Linked DNA regions of Homo sapiens: region 1 is linked to region 2. Evidence: chromatin loops called from intact Hi-C (ENCODE). Cell type or tissue: heart left ventricle. All regions are shown on one strand.

Region 1 (4,000 bases), 50 kb after region 2:
ATTGCATATAATTATGAAGAGAAAAAGTTCTTTAAAATTAGCTTCCCAAATACAGATATAATTTCAAGTGTCCCTTGTGGTGTGATTACAGCGTCAGCCCAACAAATGTTTTCCCGTCAGTACAGAATACTCAGGCCCCTGCAGGCAAAAAATAATGAAGCCAACAACGGCGCCAGGGCCAGACAGCTCCCACAGAAGCACTTCCAGCTGCCCAGGAAAGCACCAGGCCAGGAAGCCCAGCCCAGAACCAGTCTTGCTCCCCTCCACAGCTGGCCTCGGGCTCTTCCCAAGAAGGCACCAGGCACATCATTCTTCATTCTCTCTTTTTAATCTTCAGGGCCTTTGATATTCAGACTCAAATGCCAAGAGCAACCAGCTCATGTCAACAAGGATGGCTTCACTTGCTGTGTGCCTCCTACGCCGAGTGCTGGGCTCTACACCTCGGTTTTCCGGCCTGGAAAATAGCACGGTGGCTGGGCATGTAACTCAGGACACTGCCAGAGGGTGGAATGAATGAGGCTGGCACATAGTGGCATCCAGTCAGTGTCACCAGCTCCTCCCCGCCTCCCATTTAACCTCAGTCTTCAGGTGTGGCACCTGAAGCTCAGACAGGCTCCAGGAGCCATGCAGCTAGTCATAGAAGAGCAAGGAGGCAAACCTAGCTCTGCCAGGTCCAGACTCCATGCTCTTGTCACACTGGGTCCTTGCTGGGCGTGAGGGATGACGGGAGGCGCCACTCCTGGGCAGCACTGGCAGGCCGGGTGCACTCGGACCTCAGCTGCTGCTCGGCCCTCTTCAGGACCCTGGGTTTGAGCCTTGATTTTAAAGCACCACAGGCTCTGGCACGGTGTCCAACCCCATGACTCCCCTGTCCCCCAGGCTCTCCACCTCATTCCCCACTTTTTACACAGAAGAGAGCCCAAGAACCCTTTTATAAGCAAGGCCCAGAACTGAGAGGGACTTATCTGAGGTCACAGAGAAGTCAAGGGGAGATTAACACACTGTCACCAGGCACCCACGCTAAGCCCAGCATGGGGAGGGTGGGCACACTGGCATTCGCAGCCTCCACCAGCACCCATGGAAAGGCTACCACAGCCCCACGCCAAAGATGCAAAATCGAGGCTCAGGGTCCCCTACAAGGACCAGAGTGCCAGGATTTTCCATCCAGGCCTCCTGACCCCCAGACCTGAGGTCCTTACGGCACCACGGAAGCCTGGAGCAGGAAGCCAGGCGCTCTGACTCCCAGGTCACATCAAGCACATGTCAGCACATGGCTACACGGGCCTTGACATGGGTGAGGGAGGACAGCATGCCAGCCCCCAAAGCAGGCCTGACCCACTGCCTGGAAACAGAGCTCGCCAGGTGGCAGTGCAGCCAGGCTGGGACCAGAAGGGAATGATGAAGAACCCTCAGCCAGCACTGGCCCTCAACGGAGCAATTTTACCCCCCACCCAGAGGACATCTGGAAGTACCTGCAGACATTCTTGGAAGACGAGAGTAGTACTGGCATCCAGTAGGTGGAGGCCAGGGATGCCGTTGGGCACAGCTGTGGGGAACCCAGCCAAAGCTGGGCCTAATGTGGTCCTGGCTGATGTCCACTGGGTCAGCCAAGCTTCCACCCCACGACAGCCAGGGCACCCTCTGCCCAGCCCCACTGCATTCGACTCAGCCTCCAGGCACCAGGAGACTCCAGCACGGCAGGGCCCAGGCCAGGGGGCTGGGCTGAAGAGCGCACTCCCCTGCCTCAGCCGAACCCACCAGCCACAGACTCACCCACCCTCCAGCCACGGCGCGTGCCTCCAGGGTGCCCCAGACCATAATAGTCTTTCCCTAGAGGAACCTCTGTCCCAGATCCGACTGCTGCTTCACTTGGTCTTCACAATGACGCCCCCAGCTCTCCATACACTCATTACCACATGACCCCTCATGACCAGGATGGCTACTCAACAAGCAGGATGCCGTTCTGTGACCAAGTCCAGGCCTGCATGGGCTCAACACCCATCTGCTGACAGCACAACGGCAAATACCCAACCTGTGGGGCAGACACGACCCACACCTACATGGACACGGCAGAAAGGACAAAGGACAGGGTCCACAGGGTTCTAGGGCCTCCAAGGGCAGAGATGGGGTGTGCAGGCTGCCCTGTGGAGCCCAGCTCTCTGCCCTGCCCCAGCGGCCAGGCCGTTTCGGCCCTTTGTGTTATAACTGCACTAGTCCTCAAGCCGCCCCTGGCGTGGGGTGATGTAGCCCTCCTCCCAGTCAGAAGTCTGAGTGCTCCGACATCATCTCCTCTTCCCCCGCTCCCCAACCTCCCCTTCCTCATGAAGTCAGGCCTTGACCTCAGTCCTTTCTTCCCCCCTCAGCCCTGCGCTGAGGTCAACAGGTTCCCTAAACCAGTGTTTGCAAACATGAATGTGCCGTGTGTACTGGCACCTCTTGGGGGTCTTGTTAAAACACAGATTCTGAGTCCGTGGATACAGAGGGCGTGGCGATGCTGAGGAACCAGGAGTGCTGAGGCCACCGGCCCCATACAGACAACATCCTGAGTAGTCGAGGAATAGCCGAGGTTGCTAATGAGTCCTCAGACCTGGATGGACTCTGAAGAGTTGATATCCACCACCACTGCACGATCTAGACCACCACTGCCTGGACAATCGCAGCAGCCTCCCCCTCCAATCCCACAAGCCCCTGGCTTCCACCCAGCAGCCAACCTCACACAACTGCTATGGCTCCCCCAGCCTTCAGGGCAAAGCCCAAGCGTGTACAATGATGGCTTATAGGATCCTGTGCAACCCGGCCTCAAAGGGATCCTCACCCCGATTGCCAAGCTCCAGGTGGACTAAACTTCTCTCAGCTCCTGGGGCGCTCCAGCCAGGCCCCCACCGCCTCGGCTCCACCGCTCCCGGGAGAAGGGAGGGTCTGGGGGCATCCCAGCTCTTACACCTGGGTGGTCTAGCAGAGGTTAGTTAACCTCTGTGAGGAGCCTCAGTTTCCTCCTCCGTTCTACCCGAGGATATGCGGGGCCTCCTCCTCCTCTCTCTTCCCTGCCTAGAGCAGTTCCTTGGAGCAGGGGATTGGAGGACAGACACTGGCAGGTGGCTGCCCTGTGGGTGACTTAAGAATAAGACAGAAGGAAGCAAGAAGCAGAGCTGAATCACCGTCGGTATGGGCTTTTCTGAAAACTCACCTATGCCCATGGCTCAGAGGAGGCTGAGAGGGAACGTCCTCCACAGGCCAGCCTAGGATGTCTCCCCCAGACCAGCAAGCAGTGCCAGCTGCACACCACCCATACAGCTAAGTCACCAAGGAGCTGTCAGCTGGACGTGGCCCCTGGGAGCCGGGTGAAGCCATCATTTTATCAGTGCATGCCCTGTGCTGGGTGCTAGACACAGACTCCTCATCTCCCCTCACACCAGCCCTACGATCATCTCCCTGGCGGAAGCTTAGGGACACTCAATGACCTCCCAGGGCCACCAAGCTTCCCAGTGAGGCAGCCAGGCCCCAAGCCGGTGAGCCCACCGGCTCCACGTTCTTCACCACTTGACGAGCATGTGTCCACACCTGGCAGTCACAGCGTGGGGACGGGACCCACTGCAGGCACAGGGAGAGGCAGGGGTGTTCCTCCCACAGCCAGCCCACTGCTTCCTAGAGGCTCTCAGCCCAGGCTTCCAGGGGCTCCCCACAGCCACCCATCTGCACCGGCCCTACATGCCCAGAGTCCGTGTTGAAGGACTCCTGGCTCCACAGCGTCACGCCTTGGCACAGGCTTGCCCGCTTTCTCCACTACCTTCCATCCATACCTGTCCGTGAGCGAGCTCCCTGCGCCCTCAAACATACCTCTCAAGGGTCACCACCTGTGGAAAGCTTTCTTCCATCTTCCCAGATAGAGAAACTTGCTCTGTTCCTCGAGCAGAGTTCATCTAACACTTCACCTCCTGTCTCTGTCTCCGCACCAACTGGGCTCCCGGGGTGCAGGAGGAACTCGGTGCTCCAGCACCCC
Region 2 (4,000 bases):
GAACCTTCCTGGGGCTGACCTGAGCAGCAAGGGACCTCACTAAAAGGCCACTGTGCAGGTCAGAAAACACAGGAAGCTGGGAGAGCCACGCTCAGAAACCGGGCCTCTGCCAGGGAGGCTGTTCACCCAGAGAAGCACAGTGAAAGTAGGCCCTGTGGCAGGCAGGCAGGCAGGCAAGGCCCCTGCCCAGCCCACACCCGGGCACACAGGGCTCAGCATCCCATCTGGCACCTGCCTCTGCCACTGAGCCACCATGACGAATGCTCCCTGTCCTGCTTCCTGAATCCCAGCACCAGGGGGTGGGTCTGGCTGGCAGGCCCCAGTCCTGTGCTCGCACCCAGCACTACAGGTGACAAGAGTTCCTGGCCTTTCCTGTCTGGCCTCCAAGATACATATGGAAGAGAATCCTCAGATGTAAACTCAGAGGGGGTTCAGATGCTAGGAACTCCCAAAACACAGCAAATCTATCCTGCAGCCCCCTGTTAACCATATGTTCCTGGTAGCAAGGACCCTATCTCACCCAGCCTGTGTCCCCCGCGGTGTCTAATCCTAAGGGCCACCTACTAAATGACAACAGCAGTGACCGCCTACCACACAGCTGCCATGTGCAGGTGTCATGCTGGGTCCTCACAGACTTCCTCTCACCCAGTCCTCACAACACCCACTGCAGGAGGTACAAATCAAGTTATTTTATAAGTTGAGGAAATTAACCTTCTAGAGAACAAATGACTCAAGTGCCCTGAATCTCACAGTAACAAATCCAAGATTCTGACACAGGTACAGCAAACTGGAAACACGTTTTCTCTACTCCGCCACCCTGCTGTTCTAGTAAACGTTCATTCAGTGAATGATAGCCATATGTGAACAGAAAGTGGCTAAGAACAAAAACAGTCCCTCTCTCCCCAGCCAAGCAGCTTCGACCCTAATCCCTGAGTGGGCCTTGATGCTGGGGGTTTTGGAACATGCCTGGCACATGTTTGGGTCACCAAAACCCTCCTAACATGCAGCCATTTGCCAAAAGGATTTGTTTGAGGCTGCGATCTCTCTAGTTTTGAGGGTGCTGATCGGATACCCCTAACAGCGACAGGGCTGGGAACTGGGACAAGGCAGAGCTGGACTTAACACGGCTTTGAAGCAAAGATCCAAAACTCAGGCCAGTGCCCCACCTGCATGTCCTGATGGGCCTGACAGGGCACTGGGGCTTGTGGGGTGGCTGCAGCGCTCAGAGGGAGAAACTGGTGGGCAAAGAAAGGGAGAAGGGCCTCGGACAAGGAGAAGGAAATTAAAGTTTCAATCATGGCTGGCTGCGGTGGCTCACACCTGTAATCCCAGCACTTTGGGAGGCCAAGGTGGGCAGATCACTTGAGGTCAGGAGTTCAAGACCAACCTGAGCAACATGGTGAAACCCCATCTCTACTAAAAACTCAAGAATTACCCAGGCATGGTGGCGTGCACCTGCAATCGCAGCTACTCGGGAGGCTGAGGCAAGAGAATAGCTTGAACCCAGGAGGCGGAGGTTGTAGTGAGCCAAGATCGCACCACTGCACCCCAGCCTGGTGACAGAGCGAGACTGTCTCAAAAAAAAAAGTTTCAATCTTAACTCTACAAATTGACTTGAAGTCCAAACTCTTTCTCATCCAGCTACTGCCAGCTCCCCACCGAGGCCCACACTTTGGGGAAAACCCTTAGAAACTTCTTGTCATTGGTTAAAAAAATATTGACCCAGGATTGGCCACGTGGGCCACAGGTGGTTTCACAGCACACACAGAACCAGAAGCTGGGGCTCAGAGAAGCAAAATAACTTGCCCAAGATCACACAGCTAAGGAGATCGGATTGAAATCCACCCCAGTTTATGTGCACAGACAGAAGGGGAGAAAAGAGATGTGGGGCAGGTGGATTTCTGAGGGCAGGAAATACCAGTGGGAAAGCCGAAGACAGCACAGTAGAGACTGCAAAAGCCCAGTGCTCTGTGGAGTCACTGCAGAAAGCACCGAACACATCCAAGGCTCAACCCATCAGGCACTCTTTCCTTTGGGGCTACTTCCAACAGGAAATTCCAAGTGTCCCTGTCAAGCAGGGGAAATGCCATCCTGGGTCCAAGGCAGCAGGGCAGCCTCCCTGCCCCGCCCAGCCCCACCTACATGAAGAACAAAGTGCACCAGGCAGGAATGTGCACTCAGGCCGTAGCCAGCCTCAGCCTGGCTCATTCTTATCTGTGGCTTGATTAAAACAAGCTTGGATTACACCACAATCTTTAAGCCCCAAGGCTGGGGGTGGTGTCACCAGGAATCTGTTCCAAGCGCACGTCATGCCCAGGCCACCGTTCTCCTTCCCCTCATTGGTGGCAGGCTGGCATCCTGCAGGAGGCCCTTCCCAGACCACAGCCCCACCCTTCCTCTCCTGCCGCCCACCTGAAGGCCCCAATACACATCTTCCTACAGTTCTGGCTTCAACTCTGTTCCTGAGACCTTTACTGCCCCAAGTCCACTACCCTGAGTTCTGGGCAAATGAAAAATCTTTTCCCCTTCACCAGATTTCTCAAATCCAACCATTCTGGAACCCGGCTTGTGGATGGCTAGGCTCTAGCCTCCCTCCTCTTCTGTCCCATCACCCTGGGAAGACAGAGCCAGAGGGTACTGAGGAATTCAGGTGGGAGGGGTTGGGGGGGAGGTGAGGAGGGGGTCCTAGGAGCAAATGGAGGGTCACAAACTGAAGCGCCCATGGGGCAAATGTAAACCATGAGGCTGGTGGTGTGGGACAACAGAGAATGGTGGGGCCTAAGGGGCAACCAGCTTAAACACTGGCAACAAATTCAAAGGAAAGAATGTAAAATTCCTGTGTGGGCCAAACAGATTGCATGCAGGCCCAGGTATATCTGAGTCACCCACGTGTAATCTGGTCCAACCCCCTCCGCAGAGATAGGAAAGCTGAAATCCAGACACAAGGAAGGGACCATGAATAAGTTTGTGCTGGCGATTACTGAGAAAGTCTAGCATAAAAATTAAACCGAAGCCTAGGCCGAACACTGGCATCCCTCTGCTTGGCTGTGAAGCTGGTGAGGATGCTGCACTCGGCCTGGCAGCAGATGGAAACTCTGGAACTCGAGGGCCACGGATGAGCCACAGGGCCCCCCAGGTAAAGGACTGACAGCCAGCCATGCAAGCCCCTGGGACTGACCCAGATGCAGAACTGACCAATGTGGCGACAACCATCACCCAACCCTGTGGGGCTGTAGATCTCAGAGGAGGTGGGACAGTGGCCCAGCGGACAGCAACACGGCAGAGAGGGAAGAAGGGTGTGGCCTCTGTCTATGGCCTGGCCAGAAGGGCCACCGCAAGCACCAAGGCTAGCAAAGGAGGAAGAGGAAGAAGCAAGAAAAACCCGACACCGTGACGGACTAGCGTGGGCCGCAAGTCAGGGTTGTGGTTCTTTAGGATATATCTTAACAGGGTAAGGGCCTTAAATGCCCTTTCCCCACCAACCTGACAGGGTTTAGCACCAGGACTCCTGGCCAGGGCAGGCCCCAGGGCTCTAGGATCTGTCAGATCAGGAAGAAAGGGGCATTTAAGGTCTCCCTCCTGTAAGATCTACCTTAAAGAACCAGATCCCTGACTTTGCAGCCCAGTGCCATGCTGCTTTTGAGCCTGAAATGGAAGTCTGTGCCTTAGTTCCAAGTCACCAGGCACTGGTTCCTTGCCCTTGCAGGCACAGGGCATCAAGATCAAACCAAACCTCCAAGCCTCACCTCTCACAAATAAGCAGAGGCCAGTTACCCCTCTGGGCAAGACCTCAGGCCCCTGTCCCTGCCAGTCAGCAGCTCTGCCTCCCGCAGCGCTTGAGGGCTGGTCCATGCAGCCGGCCAGGAAACCACAGAGGCCAGGTCAGAGTGGCCTTTTAATTCAACTCCCCTGGTGACCCTGAAGAGCACTGCCGCAGACTGAGAGGCTGGAAGTAGGCTATGCTGCCCCTGCCCCATAACAAAGACTCTACAGCAAATCA

Evidence for each region. A loop is a pair of places that touch in the nucleus more often than their neighbours do. Peaks named below come from ENCODE experiments on the same cell type or tissue, not always from the same donor. Only the 100,000 strongest peaks of a DNase experiment are listed, where the experiment ranks them.
Region 1: a loop joins it to region 2, with 2.1 times the contacts of the local background. A loop is called at or near these places in 9 of 110 quality-filtered maps.

What each region holds. Positions count from the first base shown.
Region 1 is chr14:93,091,150-93,095,149 of GRCh38, forward strand. The region is part of intron 2 of ITPK1 (inositol-tetrakisphosphate 1-kinase); the gene reads right to left. Among named protein-coding and RNA genes, the nearest start is that of ITPK1, 23 kb to the right of the region's middle. RefSeq lists an enhancer at 1,023-1,530. In heart left ventricle, no CTCF peak of the experiment used is centred here; a DNase peak (open chromatin) is centred at 1,631; H3K27ac peaks cover 2,283 bases.
Region 2 is chr14:93,041,438-93,045,437 of GRCh38, forward strand. All of the region lies in intron 3 of ITPK1 (inositol-tetrakisphosphate 1-kinase), which reads right to left. Among named protein-coding and RNA genes, the nearest start is that of ITPK1-AS1, 24 kb to the right of the region's middle. In heart left ventricle, no CTCF peak of the experiment used is centred here; DNase peaks (open chromatin) are centred at 2,294 and 3,299; H3K27ac peaks cover 3,902 bases.